Regions from separate parts of the Homo sapiens genome. Here region 1 is linked to region 2. The links are chromatin contacts, found by Hi-C in ENCODE. All regions are on one chromosome and are shown on one strand. Each heading gives the region's core, a stretch centred on a gene start or an enhancer-like site at or near the end of the contact. The rest is flanking DNA. Distances are from core to core; before and after follow the strand shown.

Region 1 (6,936 bases), core at 3,560-6,059, 220 kb before region 2:
ATTGCCGAGTCTTAAGCTATGAGCATGTTTAACTTTTTTTTTTTTTTTTTTTTCCCCAGATGGAGTCTAGCTCTGTTGCCCAGGCTGGGGTGCAGTGGCACAATCTTGGCTCACTGCAGCCTCCCTTTCCTGGGTTCAAGCAATTCTCCTGCCTCAGCCTCCCGAGTAGCTGGGGCTACAGGTGCACACCACCACGCCTGGTTTTTTTTTCGAGACAGAGTCTCGCTCTGTCGCTCATGCTGGAGTCCAATGGCACAATCTCGGCTCACTGCAACCTCTGCCTCCCAGGTTCAAGCAATTCTCCTGCCCATCTCCTGAGTAGCTAGGATTACAGACGTGAGCCACCAAGCCCAGCTAATTTTTGTATTTTTAATAGAGACGAGGTTTCACCATGTTGGTCAGGCTGGTCTCAAACTCCTGACATCGTGATCTGCCTGCCTCGGCCCCCCAAAGTTTTGGGATTACAGGCGTGAGCCACCACGCCCGGCCACACCTGGCTAATTTTTGTATTTCAGTAGAGACAACGTTTCACGATGTTGGCCAGGCTGGTCTTTAACTCCTGAACTCAAGTGATCTGTCCACCTCGGCCTCCCAAAGTGCTGGGATTATAGGTGTCAGCCACTGTGCCTGGCTTAGCATGTTTAATAGGTAATGTCAAGGTATTTTTCAAAGGGCTTCTACCAATTTACAGTCCCATGAGATAAAAATGAATTCCTATTGCTCTACATGTCCTTCATCACTAATGTCAACATTTTTTAATGTTTAGTCATCAGATGGTATATAAGAGTATTTCTTTGTGGTTTAAAGTTGCATTTTCCTAATTACTAATAAAGTTGAACACCTTTTGTTGTAGTTACTAGTAAGCTGTGTTTCCTCTCTTATGAGGTCTCACTTGAAGTCTTTTACAGTCATCCCTTGGTATCTGTGGAGAACCGGTTTCAGGATCTGCACAACCATGTACCAGAATCCAAGGATGCTTAAGTCTCTTATATAAGATGGTGTAGTATTTGCATACAGCCCAGGCACATCCTCTTGTATACTTTAAATCATCTCTAGATTACTTATAGTACCTAATACAACGCTTTTATATCACTTCACTGGCATGGATTCAAAGTAGTACTCAGCATGCAGCAAATTCAAGTTTTGATTTCTAGAATTTTCTGGAATTTTTTCCCCTAATATTTTCAATCCATGGTTGGTTGATTCCAAGGATGAGGAACCCATGGATACAGAAGGCTGATTACATTTATTTTCCATTGATTGGTTTGCCTTTCTCTCTTAAAAGTTCTTTATTCTGAATTTTAATCTTTTGTTTTACATGTTGCAAATATCTTCTCACTTTGTACCTTGACTTTTCCCTTTCTTTATAGTATTAGTTGTTTTAAACATGTTTTTAAATGAATATGAATGGCCCCCAAATTCGTAAGGCAATATATTTTTAGGTATATATAATACAATTAGCAACTATTTATTTATTTTTTTAAATTAATGAGAAGAAGTACCCCAAGGAGAGGGTAGAACTTCTGAGAATTTAAGATCCTACCTTATTTCTTAAATATAATACCTATAACATTCTACATCTGTTCTTCTTTCATTTATATTTTCATTTGATAGGATTATATAATATCCTCAAATATTTATGAGATATGGAATTTTTACATGTCTGGTCTTGGGATAGTAGATTTATATCTTTACCAGGATATAGAATCCAAAGATTTTCACAGGTCTCTAGAATAGTATGGGTAATATATATGAATAGTATGGCTAGAAGGATGACTGTCAATAACTCTTATCCTTTTATGATTATAATAACAGCCTTGAGACAGCAGATTCAGTGTCTTTAATTCAGAGCTCATCATAATTAGCTTATTTTTTTAAGTGTCATGCTTTCAATAGATCTATCTAGAAAATGTATAGTTTGATGAGTAATTCTGTTTAGTTCTGATGTCATAAAAAATGATTCATCTTCTATAGCAGTATTTTCGAGACGAAAAATATCAAGTGTGCTAAAGGAAAATAATATCTACCATTTATCAAATACTTACTATATAGTTACATCTTATATTTATTATTTTTAATTCTCACAGCACTCTACGAGGTAGGTTTTATAAATGAAGAAAGTGAAGCTTTTTCTTCACTTATATTCTTATATACTTCATTCTATTGTGTGGCTTTGGGAGCCACACAATAAGTGCCAGAGCAATAGTTATTAAGTGGTACAGCAATATTTAGCAAGAGCAACAATTCAAACACAAGCCTAGTAACTTTTAACCTTACACTAATTCACATTGCAAATTATTGAAAAGATCACTAACAATTAGCTATTCAAATGCAGTTAATTAAATCAGAAATATTTAATAAACGCCTACTATGGAAAAAATACTATATTGACTGCTGGCAAATTAGAAGTAATCTAGATTGTATGCTAGAATATAACCTTTAAAATCAGGAAAATATTAAGTCTCACTGGTCCCAGCCACACCTGTCTAGTTGACTGCCTTTGAGCAAGTCATTTAATACCTCTTAGCCCCACTTTACTCAAATATAAATGAAACTACAGTGGAAATGCACTGTGTATGTTTATCTGTGCTGAGTGAAATAGAAGCAGGAATTGAATTTGGTTTTAAAGTAAATGAGGAAAGCAAAAATTAGATACATTCAAAATTACCCTTCAAAATTCTTAAATCACTCAAACTACAGTTTCAAGATAACATCTCTTACTGGATCCTTATACAACTATTTTTATTTTTATTTTTCATCATTTGAACATGACAAGTTGAACAGTAAAAATGGTTGGGCATGTTATACCAAAACTATCTACATTTAAAATCATTCTTTGTGTCAGGTGCAGAGTGTTTGGTCATTCATCGGAGGAGCATCTTTTCTTTGCTTGGTGACTGCAGAAGCAGTGCAGCAGTTGGAGAAGTGGCCTAAGACTTCGGCGTTGGGTAAAAGATGGCCCAAACCAAATAGACTGCTAGTAAATCCACTGGTGAGGAAGCCTCCTGCAAACAGCTAGCCACTAAAGCTTCCAGGAAGAGCAGACTCCTCTAACGATGGTAAAAACAAAACAAAACAAAAAAACAAAAAGAAAACAACAACAACAACAAAAATCATAAAAATGCATCACTACAGGCCCAAGACCTTGGTGCTTAGAGAAATTCATCATTACCGGAAATTGACCAAGCTTCTCCTGTACTTCCAGAGGCAAGTGAGGCATAGTTGGTGGATGTGTTGGAAGACACTACTCTGTGTGCTATCCATGCTAAGAGATGCCCAAAGACATCCAGTTGGTTTGCTGGATATGGGGAGAGAGAGTTTAAGTGAAGGCAGTTTTTATGGAGTTTTGTAGTAAATGCTGTAAAATACTTTAATTCATGACATTTTTGTAAGAAATGACTTATAATAGCTGCATTTATACTTAAGTCATTCCATATTTCACTCAAATGTGAAAAGTGACTGTTCACAGGCCTCAGTAATGAGATGTTGCTCAGGAGTGATAAGTTGCTAATATACAGAAGGGATGGGTGATAGTTCTTGTTCTCATGATGTATGTTTCTATATGTTAATGAGCTGCTGGGTAGATTTTAAGGCACTAAAATTGACAAATAAATGTGTACAAGTCCTTTGGCAATAAACTTAGTTATGATTTGATCCAAGTGTTTAACGATTGGGCCTCAGTTTGACCATACATCACAGTGATAGAATGTGGGCTTTTTCAAGGGTGAAGATATGTCTTAACCACAGTGTAACTTAAAGCTTCCTAAAACAAAAAAGTCTAGTTGGTATCTACAAAATACACCATGTGCATTTGTAATAGCTAGCTATTTCATACATTATAGTGTCAACATTTTAAAATTAAATGTTTTATATTCACCAAAAAAAATTCTTTGTGTCAAGTACTCGTGGTAAATTATGTTTAAGTTTCATGTATTATGAGGCAATCTAAGTGTTTAGGTACAAGGAAAAAAGGAATAACTCCGTTCCAAACAGGACATTTAAATCTAGGTAGGGAAATAATATATCAACTACCTGTGCTAGCTGCTAAGAAAGAACAGGGTGAAGGAGGGAAAGAAAGAAAAGGAAGGGAAAGAAAAGAAAAAACTTTTTTTTAAAGAAAGTTTAAAGAATTTCCAAATAGAATTAAGTTTTACAAAGCGTCATGTCATAAAATCATGTCCTCAGTTTTTCAAAAGTGCTGATTTAATTTTTATTATTTTCAATATAAAAATTCATTATATTATGAACAAAAGTAATTTATTTTACTGTTGCAAGGCTTTCCCAACAAATAATTTTCCAATCAGAAAAAGGAGGGTTGGGGCAGAAAAGACAGTTTGTTATTTATTGTGGTCTTTAACATTCAATAACCTGACTTGCGTTTATCCTATGAACCATATTTAAAGAGCATTATGCTGCTAGGAGATAGAGATAAAATACACCAGAAGATTATCAGTCAATGTTTGTGAAGGAAAATCAACAGATGTAATTGTCACATGAATCCACACTGATTTATTTGTCATGGCAGAAAAACCTGAAAATTTTGGGATGAGTTCCCTCAAACGTGATCTAGATTTAAATATATTTTTTTCGCTGCTTCCTGTTTCGCTATGTAAAAATTTGACCCTACTAAGAGCCTTTGTTTTTTTAAAAAAATAATTTCCCTGATTCTCTAATTGTGACTCAGTCTGGCTGTCTCTATCTGCCTTCTGCCAGGGATCGGCTTCTCTGTGGGAACTGGAAATGTGCACATACCCAAGAAGTAATGCAAGATATCTCACTTTCCCCAGGGGCAGTGCCAACAACCTAGGACTTCAGACTTCTGTACTTCCTTCCCCTAAACCAGTGCCTTGGAGACAGAATGCAAAGGAAATAGCTGGCCAGACTCAGAGGAGGAAGTACTGAAAGAAATATATTCATTTGCCTACTTAGATACAGATCAAAAACTGAAGAAGACTGTAGGTTGCTAAATTGCTTACCATCTTCTTCCCTTTTAGACTCGTTTCTACCTTTAGAAGCTAAATGTGTCCATTTATTGAGAAGTTGATGAAGCTAGTTCAACATCACATGTATGTGTGTGTGTATATACACACATACACTAATGGTTTGTTTAAAGAAAATAAATCTACTTCACATTTATATAGATGTGTCATCTAAAACAGCTGTCCTAAGCATATCCATAGACTGCCTCAGAAGAAACACAGATTTGAAAAGCATTCTGTATTTGAACACTTTTAATTTTAAAATAATTTATTCATATTTTTAAAAGTTCTTCGTTCATGTGCTATTGCACTTCTACCTAATGCATTTTTTTGTCTTTTAGTTAATTTCATGCATTTCTCTTTGTACTCTCCAAGGTGCCTAACAGAGTAGATAATAGACTGTCATCAAATATTTACTGAAATAAAAGTAGTATAACAAGATACCAAATATTAACAGTTGGAGGGACAGGGAAAAGAAAAAAGATAGCACAGAGTACCACGAAACTCTGGGGGCATTAATTTTCAACTCCCTTTCCCATCCCCACCTCCGACCCCCTCACTGTTAAAAATTATTTAAATCAGCATTGCTAGCAAGTTCTCTTAAGGGGTCTTGAGTTTTTATTTAGGTCCATATGCTCCTTCACCTCCACAGTCTGTGTTATACAGTTATGAAATGTATGCATGTGTTCAGGTGTCTATCAAGGGTTATTTTTATAATAATTAGATTCACATAAGTCTTTTGAGACTGAGAAACTGTCTTTTCTTTCTGCAAAATGAAGTTTTCCTTTATCCAGTGTGTGTTGTTATTAAAGCCTCAGGATTTTGCTACAATTCATTCGTTTTTTATTTCATTCATTAAATAAACATTTACTTATTGTCTGTGTGCCACAAACCTTTCTAGGTCTTAAGGACTATTTTTACATTTTCTTTAAATGAAATAAATGAATTGATATCACAGTTGCTATACTAGAGGCCCTTTGGGGATACAGCAAGATTATAGGCTAGGAATTACCCAAGTCAGCTTGGGAAAGTCAAGGAAAGCTTTGAAGACAAGACAGCATTTGAAAGTAAGCAGAAATCTGTACTGAACAAAAGCTAACGTGTAAACGGCAGAGAAAGAAATTTTATTTCATATAATTTCTACTGAAATTCGTGCAACCCAAAGTTTGGTTCACAGGCTTCTGATGATCCACAAACTGTTACCAGGCTATGTCAAGATGGATATAATAATAGAGGATAAGTATTTAGAAACCTTCATTGCAATTTGACAGTAATATTATGTCTGTTGAATCTAAATTTTAAAATTATGGCTTGTTTTTGTATGTGTTTTTTTTTCATTTATCTATTCATTTATATTATATTTAACAAAATTATTGGCTCACAACATACTGAAATTTTTTAAAAGCACATACAGTTTGAGAAGTGCTATTATTAACTGCGTCTAATTCTGCCTGTAACTCTAAAGTTGTTCCCACTTTTAAGCTCCTTTTGAGTTCTAGAGTGTATGCTAAGAGGTTTTTCCACTGACTTCAGGAAGAACCTTCTATCATTTGGATGATTTTAATTAAGGATCATGCTAACAATTCAGCTAGGCTGACCGAAAGCATCCTAAGTATCTCTCAGTGGAGTGAACAGTAGCTGTTTCACATTCTGTGGCACATATTATCAAAAGAAAAAGCAATTAGATGGTGATAGAATACTATTCTATTTAATTCTCCTAATACCTGAAGCCATTAATCCTTACTATTCTTCTGAGAGACAAGCCTTACATCTCTTTGGCATCATCTTTATTTAAAGAACTCAAGTGAATTGTTATAAAAATAAGAGTTTAATTCACATACAAATTCAACTAAGGACAGGTCTTCACCACCTAAAAACCTATGCTCTAAAATGGACAACTCACAGTGACTGTTTATTCCGGCTACATATAGGGGATTTTTTTTTTTTTTAACTATGA
Region 2 (6,501 bases), core at 3,807-6,306:
GCCATTCCAAACCGTCATAATGTTTCTCAAGTCTCTTACCAAATTCTCACCCTAGAGGTGGCCAGTAGAACTTGGCATTCTACTCCACAGGGAATTCTTGGTTTCTGTCCCCTTATGTTCAAACTTATCTCCACCTGTGCCCATCTTCACCTCTTTTTCCCTGATTTAGAGGAACAGGTGCCCTTCCTCGGCTAGGTTTAACTTTTGTTCCTGTGCTCTGGATCCCATGTGATGCATTTTCTCTGAGATTTGTTTCTTCAGTAATTGTGTATTTCCAGTCTCTTCATATGAATCAGCAGAAACCCTCTCTTGTCTAGTCCACCCTAAACCAATTCTTCAAATCCAAGTGCCTCATGGTAGCCCCAACCCTTTTCTTCACATCTAGGGTTCTGGAAAGAGTAATTTTACTTGCTGCCTCCTCTTCCGTAATTTCCATATGCTGTAGAAGTGATTTCTATGTCTAATCCCTCACTCCCTTGACCATGGCCCTACTGAAATTGTTCCGTTAAGATCATCAAACCTCTTAATTGTCAAATCCAGTGATCCAGAGAACACATTTTTACTTGTTGTCTTTCTCAATATTCCTCCTAGGTTTGGCATTGTTGACCACTGTCCTGCTTTTGAAGCCATCACCTCTGGCTTCTGGGACACCATCCTTTTCTGGTTATCTGCCCATCTTTCTGGCACCTCCATGTTGTCTTTCATAGGCTCCTCTTTCTGTGTCCAGTTCTTCTATGTCCACCTCAGAGCTCCTTCCTCAGACTTGTCTTCTAAGCATTTCTTCAGTGATCCTGTCTGTGTCTGTGGCTTCAACCACCACATCTCTCCTCCATGCTTTCTCTTGAGCTCATTACAGTGAACTACTTATTGACCATACTCACCTCTGTGTCCCACAGGCCCCTCACATTCAGCATGTGCAAAACTGAACACATCATCTTCCCCACCAAACTGGCTCCTCTTCTAAGATTATTAGCCAAAATAAAAAAAAAAGGTAGCATTTCATCTCCACAGCCTGAAAACTTGGATCATCCTTGACTTCTCCTTCTCCCTCATCTTCTACAGTCAACAGACCATCAATGCATGTTGATTATATTTTATAAACATATATATATATATTCTATATGTCCCTTCTCCTCCAGTCTCTCCACAGCTGCTCTCGTTCAGGCATTCATCTGTCCTGCTTGATTTATGGAATAGCCTTGAACAGCACACCTACCATTTCCAGTCTCCTGCTTTCCGCTGTGCTTCTTCCATTAGAAAAATCAGTGATATATCCATTAGAATGATGATTACATTGTATTACTATTGCATTGTACTGTGACTCATTGTATTATGATTCAATGTCTACTGCTCTGCTGAATTGAGAGCTTCTTTGGGGCAGGTATTGCATGTTATTTATCTTTGTATCCCCAGTGCATGTGATAATGATGGGCATATAGTAGGTGTTCAATAAACACTTGTTCAGTGTACAAACGACTCAACCTCTATCAAGAAAAGCAGACTGAGCACAGTTAATCAATCTTGGAAGTTTTGAGCACTGTCCCATTTTAGCAGCTTGAATGCCTAATTAGTAACTGATGTGACAATAACACATTTGATGGTTGAACTAACACTATTGATTAAAAATAATGTCAGTTAATTTTGCCTTTTAAAATAATATACATTTATTGTAGAAAAGTTAGAAAATATGGATAAGCAAGAGGAAGAAAATAAAATCATCCACCATTCCATTACCTGGTGGATAACTACTGATAACACGTTGATGTAGATCTTCTCAACTTGTTTTCTAAATTTTTACTTTCAGTAAAGGATTAGGATGAAGCCTGAGGGATGTCTTAAATGCTGAGCTGCCCTTTGCAAGAGTAACCAGTCATTAAATCACAGTGCTCAAGGATTCCTGGCAAACCTGACCTAGATCTAGGTGGGTGTTCACATCCATCAGCACTAATCCGGTGGCTAAACATTAGCAGCATCATTAACAGTGATAATACTTTTGCTAGACAGGTGTCAAACTAGGGTAGTGTCTTAGTCAGTTTGGGTTACTGTAACAGAAAACCATAGACTAGGGCTTAAACAACAGAAATTTATTTCTCACCCTTCTGGAGGCTGGGAAGTCCAAGATCAAGATTCCAGCAGATCTGGTGTCTGGTGAGGGCCACTTCCTGGTTTGCAGATGGCCATCTTTTGGTTGTATTCTTACACACCAGAGAGCAGAGAGAGAGAGGAGAAGCAAACCCTCTTGTGTCTTTTTATAAGGGAACTAATTCCATTGACAAGGCTCCACTCTCATGCCCTAATTACTTCTTGGAGGCCTACCTCCTAATACCATCACATTGGGAGTTAGGTTTTCAACATATGAATTTTGGGAGGAAACAGACATTCAGTTCACAGCAGGCAGTTACTCTTGTTTGAAGCTAGACCCTAGACAGTGCTGTCCGGCATTTGGAAAGGAGGATGGAGACTGGGAAAGGAAATTCACATAAATTAGTAAACTTCTAGGACTCCAATCCTGGTGCATAGTTGGGATGCAGGGCAGGAATCAAGTATGAGGACAGAGCACTTGGGGCAGGATGATGTGAAGACTGTAGCCATTTGGGCATGAGGGAGCCTACTGGATTATCCAAGAACACTGCAGCCAGGACTTGGGGTGGCAAGACTCATTCTGGTCCACCTCCTGGTGGGGATTGAGCTCCTAATGTATTGTCAAACTGGGTCAATTTGGTTTAGAAATCAGGAAGAATTGAGCTGCCAGGTCGAAAGACTTAGTAATTGTAGTTATGTGGGGCTGGGAAGGTAGGAAATGATAAATCCTAAACCCTTTGGAGTGGTGAGATCCCATCACAATCTAGTTAATTTTGTGACCCATATAACTGTTGTATGCCATATGTCTATATAGAATAATTAAAGCTAATTAGAATTAATTTTGGTTGGTGAGTGTTTGAAGAGTTTCATAATAACTCTAGAGATAATTAGAGATACTTTGGGATGTCACAAAATAAGCATTTAGAATAATTTGACTAGATGTTTAAGCCAGGGTTGTGCAATGAAGGCTAGTAACAGAATGACAATTCTATAATTGCAAGAATGCTGAATCAGGAAGTAAGAGTTTGGGGTTCAAATCAGTATGCTGCTAAACAGGTTCTCTGAAATAAACCAGCAACCCACCAACAACCTTGCTTTGTAGCAGTTGCCAATTTCTGTGGTGTAAATACTCCCACCATGGTGGATTTCAAGTTTTCCATGGTTTAACAACCGGCTCACACAATTCCTGAATATTTAATAATCAGCTCTTACTAAACTTGCACTGGTGTGCAAGGCAGCTAGAGCACACCAGTGTAATTTTCACTGAACTTCTAGGTAACTTTGTGATCTTGGGTAAATCATTTCACTTGTTTGGATCTTGGTTTTATCATCAAAAAAGCATAGTTGCTAAAATAACCTCTAAGGTCCTTTTCAAAGTTAACATTCCCATAATGCAGCTGGTGTTACAGGGCAAGACTAATGTCACATTATATGCCAAAAGAGTGACATCAAGAACTTTTGTGAATGTTGTTGTGATATATCAGAACATATAATTTGATATCACGTCAGTGTAATCATCACCCACATTCTGATTCCTGCTGTTAATGTGCATGTTCTTCTCTAGTTCCTCTTCCCAGAAGGATTAAAAACAACAGTGCAGCCATTAGAGAGCCAAACTTCACAGCCCAAGAGTGAGGTAAGAAACCATTAGTGGCTAGGCATGGTGGCTTACGCCTGTAATCCCAGCACTTTGGGAGGCTCAGGCAGGTGGATCACAAGGTCAGGAGTTTGAGACCAGCCTGGCCAACATGATGAAACCCCTTCTTTACTAAAAATACAAAAATTAGCCAGGGGTGGTGGCACGCACCTGTAATCCCAGCTACTCGGGAGGCTGAGGCAGGAGAATTGCTTGAACCTGGGAGGTAGAGGTTGCAGTGAGCTGAGATTGTACCATTAAACTCCATCTCTGGGCGACAGAGAAAGACTCTGTCTTGGAAAAAAAAAAAAAGAAACCATTAGCTACAGTCAGAGAATTCTATGCTCAGTTGCTGGGTTCTAGAGTCAGCTGAGGGGCTGAGAGAAAATCTTGTAGCTTAGGTACATGACCCTATATGACCATGAGACCCAAGAGGGGTGGTTTTCCCTGGACTAGTAAGGACAGACATGAGAGACTAATTTGTGTCTTTTATATTTATGTGTGTCAAATCCTGGCCCTTAATAGGAACACAGTAAGCATTTGTTGAGAGAAAGAATAAACCATTTGGGATTTTTTAAAAGAGCAAATTCAGAATTTTAAAATATTAATTCAGAAGTAGTCATGTGCTTTTCTGCGTTTACCTTAATAATGCAGAAGAAATGTATATTTCAAGTGCGAGAAACTACTTTCTTGTTATAATGGAAAACTTTTTAGTGCCTTCAGTTCAGTACTGGGGATATAAATCTGCCTTCCAGCTAGATGACAGAATTTATTACATAACCAGAACCCAATGGTGAGAAATATACATAAGAAAAACCCACACTGGGCAAACCAGGTGTTTGCTCCCACCAGTGAGCGTGTCCCCTTCCCCATGTGCCTCAACCAGTGGAATTAACTTGTCTCTTTGGGAAGGAAAAGATAATATTGATCTGCAGGGCATACTTACCTATATATCATGTGCTGCTTTACCAACATTTCAGCCCCGTAATGACCCTCATAAGCTAAGCATTGCCATTCCCATTTTAAAGAAAAAGAAACTGAAACTCGGAGAGGTTAAGTAACAGAACCAGCTAGTGGTAGAGCCCCGAGTTAACACCCCAAAGGTGGTGCTTTTCTCGCCAGACCAGGCTGCCTTGGGGCTTCTGGACTTCCTCTTCCTGATGTCTCTCTTCCGTGATTGCTGTGGGAATTTGGATGATTTCTCATGTGAGTGAACCTGGCTCAGCCCATGCTCAGGCAAACAGAAGCGCCAGTCTCTGACAGGGTTCTGAGCAAATTCGTCAAGTCAGGCGGGTCCTGGGCTGCGGTATCTGGGCTGTACTTTGCCCTAATGAATCAGCTCCATGGAGGTTGGGCAGTTGCAAAGGTAACTGACATGATGTAGATCTGAGGGCCTGGGGAGTCTTGGTAGATGTGGCACCTGGACTTTGACAGTCTCCAAGAGGAGAGGAGGCACTCTTGGGCCAGGTCCCTGGAGCAGCGCTGAAGGAAGGTGGGAAGCCATCAGAGCAGGTGTGTGGGAACACTCGCTCCCTTCTTTCCCCTCTTTGAGCTGGACGTGCTGTGCCGTCAGATTAGGAAAGGCAAGATTGCCTTTACTGGGGCTAGGAAAGGTCATCTACATGAATGTGTGAGTCTGATTTGTCATCATAGATGTAATTCCTTCATTTTGAGAATCGAAGGTGTTATTTATTTGGTGTCCTTAATCTGAGGACTGATTTGCTGGAGTTGATGTCTCTTGGCAGCAAAATGATGTGATTTCAGTGGAAAGATTGGGTGTTGCACCTTTGCAGTTGGGAAAGGGCTGCCTAATGAGACTATCTGGGGACAAGGAGAAAGCAGGTTTCTTCTCATTCTGCTTACTTGGTCCAAATGGTTTTGAGTTCCACCAGCCTTCAGAAAAGGCTCATGTGCCCTTCCCTGTGTCTGGGACATTTGGCCTTTCCTGGGATTTGCTGGCAAAGGCTGTCATTGCACCTGGCTTTTTCAAGGGAGTGAGATGATATGGGAAGGAAGCCAGAGGTTCCCCTGAGTTGTGAGTGACCTTGAGGTGGGAGGCCCCCTCCGCACCTTGTTCTTCTTGTGTGTTCTGCCGTCTCATAGCTCTTGGCTCATAGCTGTCGACCTCGGCTCCCTGGTGTTTGAGCAGAGTGACGTCTCAATTTCAACACCCACTCTTTTGACCTTTTGTTCTGATATGAATTTTTATATGAGGCTGGGACCTTCAGTAGTGGAAACAAGTTAACTGATTTGATCAGAATCTTGCAACCTAAAACAGTTCCTAAGGAAGAAAAAAATCGAGGCCGACCTAGCCTGTGGATGCTCCTGACACAAGGAATCCCTGAGCAAGAGTAAGATCTGAGGCGTGCTTTCCTTTTGTGGGTGCAACCCCTGTCCCCCGCTACCCCGTGCAATGGGCAGAGGAACCTGGAAGGTAATCAGTCCTTGGAGCAATTTCCCTTTTTCAGGATTACGTGGGGGAAAATTAGTTTGATGCTAGGGAGACTTTCAGCATTTAAAATCTCCAACCGGGAAGAATCCTGAGATATGGCCTTCTATTTTCTTATGAAAACAATCCCAAATTTGCCTCTTGTTGGCTCCTCTGGAGGAGGAGCAGGTATGACCATATTATATAGGTTCTAGTTCTTTGAGGGGGTTAATGTAAGGATTCAGAAAAGGTGCTTCTTGAAAAGGTCAGTCTAAATTTCTTTTTGTTTAATAAACATCTTCAGCCACTCATACTACCCTAATCTTTATCCTTGATAACACTGCTATTTATTGAG

Evidence for each region. Hi-C counts contacts between places; a loop is a spot of excess contacts on that map. Pooled maps may share reads with other maps.
Region 1: a loop to region 2 is called in a map of heart left ventricle, with 2.5 times the contacts of the local background. The contact joins the enhancer-like site here to the promoter of SEC16B in region 2. A Hi-C loop is called at or near these places in 10 of 168 maps with a recorded cell type or tissue (Caco-2, Calu3, HepG2 and 5 more), 3 of 37 single-sample maps with no recorded cell type and 13 of 50 pooled maps.

Annotation. Positions count from the first base shown.
Region 1 is chr1:178,190,729-178,197,664 of GRCh38, reverse strand. All of the region lies in intron 1 of RASAL2 (RAS protein activator like 2), which reads right to left. Among named protein-coding and RNA genes, the nearest start is that of RASAL2, 100 kb to the right of the region's middle. Within about 2 kb of position 4,809, at least 7 of the 41 ENCODE cell types and tissues checked have a DNase peak (open chromatin) inside an H3K27ac peak, as active enhancers do; they include heart right ventricle, where a contact is called at or near this core.
Region 2 is chr1:177,968,613-177,975,113 of GRCh38, reverse strand. SEC16B (SEC16 homolog B, endoplasmic reticulum export factor) reads left to right here and starts at 5,056. Exons shown (of 26, transcript NM_033127.4): 1 at 5,056-5,230. The region is part of intron 7 of CRYZL2P-SEC16B (CRYZL2P-SEC16B readthrough); the gene reads left to right.